Linked DNA regions of Homo sapiens: region 2 is linked to region 1. The links are chromatin contacts, found by Hi-C in ENCODE. All regions are on one chromosome and are shown on one strand. Each heading gives the region's core, a stretch centred on a gene start or an enhancer-like site at or near the end of the contact. The rest is flanking DNA. Distances are from core to core; before and after follow the strand shown. Region 1 has its middle 76 kb from the start of MIR3147HG. Region 2 holds the start of MIR3147HG (MIR3147 host gene).

The links. Hi-C counts contacts between places; a loop is a spot of excess contacts on that map. Pooled maps may share reads with other maps.
Region 2: a map of heart left ventricle shows a loop between it and region 1 (15-fold over the local background). The contact joins the promoter of MIR3147HG here to the enhancer-like site in region 1. A Hi-C loop is called at or near these places in 4 of 168 maps with a recorded cell type or tissue (heart left ventricle and heart right ventricle) and 5 of 50 pooled maps.

Annotation. Positions count from the first base shown.
Region 1 is chr7:57,327,299-57,329,887 of GRCh38, reverse strand. No RefSeq gene overlaps it. Among named protein-coding and RNA genes, the nearest start is that of MIR3147HG, 76 kb to the left of the region's middle. Within about 2 kb of position 1,290, at least 2 of the 41 ENCODE cell types and tissues checked have a DNase peak (open chromatin) inside an H3K27ac peak, as active enhancers do.
Region 2 is chr7:57,403,491-57,406,079 of GRCh38, reverse strand. It overlaps MIR3147HG (MIR3147 host gene), which reads right to left and starts at 1,313. Exons shown (of 3, transcript NR_120505.1): 1 at 1,085-1,313. It overlaps MIR3147 (microRNA 3147), which reads right to left and starts at 1,055; the gene lies at 990-1,055. LOC105375299 (a long non-coding RNA gene) reads left to right here and starts at 1,961. Exons shown (of 2, transcript XR_927305.3): 1 at 1,961-2,024.

The sequences.
Region 1 (2,589 bases), core at 41-2,540:
ACTTCTCCATGGACACCTTTTGAACCTTTTGAATGTGTAAGTATTCAAATAATAGTAATAAGCAAAAGTATTTTTAAATGAAACTTTGAGTCAAGTTTTATTTTCATGAAAAATGAAAAAGCAGACAACAGTAGGATCTCAATATAAATACATGAGCTGAGCTGAATTCCCATGGACATCTTAGAATGGTTCTCTCGGGGTCACCTTTTTAGTTTTCTTCTTGTACTTTTCTGTGTCTCCTATATTTAAAATAAGAATAAAAAAAGACAAGAAAGAAAGGCTACTGAATATAGAGCATTTACCACAACAGGCAAGATCTCATTCTGGGTGCTTTACAAACATGCTTTTGCTTCATCTCCACAACCTTCTCATTCCTTACTTTCATTTGGCAGATGAGGAAACTGAGGGTCAGAGAGCAAAGCCACTGGCCAGGGTCACCCGGCTGGATTGGACCCGCATCAGTCAGATCCTAAAGTCTGTTTTTAAACTAGGAAGCTCAAATACCCTTCCAATGTCCTTCAAGGAAACTACTTTGCTTTGAAAATCAGGGGGAAGAAACAAACAAACCAAACAAGAAATATGACTTTTTTTAACCACTTATTTAAGCTCTGATGGGACTTGAGACCAGCTGGGCTTGGAGAGGGTTTCTCAGCAGGGCACTGTTTGTGTTGTGGGTGGGGCTGTCCTGCCTGGCAGTCCCCCATGGCACATCCCTGCCTGCTCGTCAGCCATGCTCCCTTGTCATTGTGACATCCAGATCCCCCCATCTCTGCCAGCCTCCCCTCCTTGAAGACTGCTGGCCTAGACACTGCAGTGACACCAAATTCCTACTGGGGCCTCGCTCCTGCTGTGCTGTGAGCCACTGTGGGTAGATGCCCCCTCCGGACCTGAGAAGCAGGTGCCTCAATGGCCTTGTTTTACAAGGAGACTCAGAGAGGCTGGGTGACTTGCCTGGGTCACACAGCCAAGACTTGGCCCCATGCTATACTGTCTACCCTCTGGGACCAAGTCTTTGTGGTTGTGGGGTCAAAGTGGGGGAAGGGAAAAGATGAGTGGCCTGCAGCCCCAGGCTCACAGGGAAGGCAGCCACCAAGCGCTGTCCACTCTCCAGCCAGCTGAGGCCAGGCTGGGAGAAGCGAAGCTTTGCTACCAGCCTGGGCAGGCCAGGCCTGGCGGCAGGCATGCGGCCACTACAGTGGGACTGGGAAGCCGAGCACTCCCTCCCGCCTGCCCGGCAGCATCCCATGGCCACCCGCCAGGCCCTGCCTGACATCTGGGTCTGACCAGGGACATAACGTGCTGGCATGGGGACAAGGGCTGACTGCAGAGAGACAGAGCCACAAGGCAGGATGGCCAGGGGAGGCGGGCAGGCAGAGGAGAGAGAGAAAGGGAGAGAGAAACAGGCAGAGTGAGAGAGAGAGAGAGCGAGAGACAGGGGGTGAGAAAGAGAAACACAGAGACGGAGAGAGAAGAAAACAGAGGGAGGGAGAGAGACAGAGAAAGTTAAAAGAGAAACAGACAGAAAAGAGACACAGAGAAGGAGAAAAATACAACTAGGAAGACGACTGAGCCAGCTGCCTGCCTGGGTGGGGGCAGCCGTGCCTGCATGTCCTCCATTTGTGCAGGGGCACACACGCCAGAGGCCTCAGGTAGCACTTGCAGAGGTGAGGATGCAAACAGCCCTTTCTCTAGCTCCCACTATTCCCAGAAGCCTTCATCAGCCTCAGCCTCAGCCTCAGCCTCCAAATTCCCACTGTGTGCCAAGCATGCTTCTGAGCACTTCACAGGATTAATCTACTCAATCCTCCTGACAGCCCCAAGAGATGAAGTGCTATCATTATCTCATTTTACAGATGAAGATGCTGAGGCTCAGAGAGCTGGAGTCACTGGTCCAAGGCCATCTGCTAAGGAGTGGCAGGGCCAGGCAGCCACTTAACCATGGAGCAGCTACGATTCCCTGCACAACTTGAGCACCAGCCTGTGCCGGGTTTTACCACAAGCACCCGGATCATCCGAGCAGGCAGTGGTTCTTGGCTAGGGGTGATTTTGCCCCCACAGGGGACATTAGGCTATATGTGGGGACATTTGGGGTTATCACAACTGGGGAGAAGGTACTGGCATCTGATGGGTGGAGGCCAGGGATGCTGCTCAATGCCCTACAGTGCACCGGACAACCCGCACAGCAGAGAATTATCCAGCCCCAAATGTCAGTAGCACCGAAGTTGAGAACCTTCTATAAGGTAAGTTCTGTTACAATCTCCATGTTATAGATGTGGAAACTGAGGCACAGAGAGAGGGTGCCACTTGCACAAGAAGCTCACTTCATGCCCCTGCTCTTCCATAAGACCCCACTGCCAATCTGCATTAAGACACCCCTGCCTCCATTCTAGGCCTTCTGAGTCCTCACTTGCTCAGTACAGATGATGCTTCGCCTCCTCTCAATATACGAAGGTAGTCTTAGTCATTGACAGAAAAGAAGATCAAGCCACAAAGTCACTGGGAATGTACGAATGCCTTAAAATGAATTTGTATTTTATTCACTGCAGCATTGAGGAACATTTGAAAGAAACCATACATGGATTCATGGGG
Region 2 (2,589 bases), core at 64-2,563, 76 kb before region 1:
TTTTAAAATAGTAATCCGCATTCAGGAATCAGAAATGAAGCCTGTTGGAATGTGTGATATGAACAAGGTCTTATTTTTATGTAGATTAACACCTTGGTTTTTACGGATTAAACACAAAAGCATAAAAGCTGGAGCCATTCCAGAATCAAAGGAACTTTCCCTGAGGACACCTGGAATTAAGGGACATCAATTATTAGGAAGCTACACGAAACCAGAAGTGCTCCCAGAAGTTTCCATTGTCTGGACAGAAAAATTAAACAGATCAGCCCGAGAGAGTAAAGGTACCTCCGTGAGTGCCGGGGGTGATGAACATTCCATTCAAAGCAAAGTTGTGAAGCCTGAGGAGTTTCAAAGACTCCCCAAGTGCTCTATACCTTGAAAGTCGCTCACACAAAGCTGGAGCACCACCTGTTCCTGAGAATCAGGTTGCCATTGTGTCTTTGAGACACTGCCCAGTCAGGCCTCGGTTGAGATGAGGCCAATGATGTCACGTGTAAAATGCCTAAACTATCTTCATCTTTAGGTAGCTATTTGGGGAACTTTCCACCAAATGGGTTGGGGGAAAATGGCGCACCAGAGACACACGCCTGGGATGTGAGATTTTCTCTTCTGCTGTTAGCATCTCCTGGGTAAACCAATAATGACCCTCTCTGCCACCTCAACATCCACATCCGCGAAAAAGGCGCTGGTGAGGGTGACATTTTCATGAAGCCACAGAGCATGTTGCCCCACGCAAAGCTCTGAACTTGTGCACTGGCGGGCCGGGCGGCGGATTTCTCCCCATAGCGGCTGCACTGCGCTCTGGCTGGAGAGAAAAGAGGGCAGCGGCACAGTGGACAGTGCCTGGACCGCAGGCCAGTTCCCACAGCAGCTTAGGAAAGCAGGTGGCTCCCTGGGCTGGAGGAGGCGTGATGTCCAGGAAAGACCCCGGGTGCAGGTGGGAGAGGGAACCCAGCCTAGCAGCGGGAAGTGAGGTGAGGACCACACCCGTCCGAGTTGGACAAGGGCGAGGTGCACTTCGCGGCGTCACACCCTCCTCACTGCCCAACCCGGACCTGCCCCTCCTGTCCCTCTCCGGACTCACATCCCATGGCAAGGAGGTGTCCGAAATCAGTAGCCAGCATCGCTGTGGAAGCGGCGAGATCCACACTGCCCTGCCCAACCCTCTTGGGCTGCCCGCCTTCTCGCATATCGCCTGCTAGGATTCTAGTCCAGCCGCCTTGCCACCAACGGGCGGGGAACCGTTAAGAGCTACAGTTTCCAGCCTGCGTGGCCAGGAGCGCACCGCCCCGCTCCTCCCGCAAGAACTGCGCCCCGCCCCTGAGACCGGGGCATGCTGGGATTGCAGTCCCGAAGCGCTTGAAACAACGGGCGGGAGCGGTGAAGAGACTACAGCTCCCAGCATGCAGAGCCAGGCCGGCAGAGCCAGGCCGGCACAGCCCGGCTTCCCCCTTCAGGACTGCGCGCCGCCCCATGTTCATGCTGGCTGGGATTGTAATCCGGTCGCCCTGCAATTAAAAAACTGGAAGCTAATCAAAGATGACAAGTCCCAGTATGCCAGGCGTAGCTCCCGCCCTCCAATCCACACCTTCCCGAGTCCAGAGCAGTTCTGCCATGCCAAAGGGGAGCCTGGTTGTTCCCGAACCTCTCTTGCCTGCCAAGTGACAGCGAGACCAGGCGGCTTGTCTTATCGTGTAATTATGTCACTACCTCTCCCTGAGATGCTGGCTTCATGCTTCGTCATTGCCAGAAGTTTGATTTCTCACGGAGCAGCAGGGGACCTGGAGCTACTCGCAAAGCTGTCACGGTTGCCATATCTTGGAGCAGTACTCGCCCCGCCCCTTCTCCTCGCCCCGCTCCTTCCCTCTGCGCTGCCTCTCCCCTCGGCACCGCCCCTCCGTCTCGCCCCACCCCTGACACGCCCCCTTTGAACATGCGCAGTGTAGTCCCTGCGTAGGACGGGCTAATCGCCAGGTGTCTGACTGTTCTCCGACTTCTTGGCATCCTACGCGGGAAGCTCCCTCGTGAGTGTCTGAAACCGTCCGTTCGCTGCCAGAAATGGATATATGCGTTCCCTGATAACCTAGCACTTGCCTTTTCAAAGCCACCATTTCCTCTATCCTCTAGGCTGTCGCAAATCCTCCTGTTCATCCCAGGAGTGCCCCTTGGACCCCGGGCTGGCTGCATGACCCACACCTGGGTCAGGCCTCTCACAGGGACGCTCCTGCCACTCTGACAAAGAGTTGAAAACGTCACAGCGAAAGGCCTGACCCTGCTGCATCCAGTCAGGAAACAGCCACAGGGAAGGGAGCCCCTAAGACACTTTGGGAGCCACATCCACCGCTTCTCTGCCCCCGATCCAGGCTGGTTCCCAGACCTTGGGGTCCTAGTGTGGACCTCCCGGCCGTAATTAACGCAGGTGCAGGGCCAGAGAGCCCCTTGGTCCCTCCCAACACATAAGGGAAGTTTGTGTGGTGAGGTCATGAACAGTGTCTGCGTTTCTGCTGTGAATAGGACCTTCATGGAAACACTTAATTTCCCTTTTTAAATATCCCTTTGGAACCACGTTTAATAATTTGCTGGTGGAAC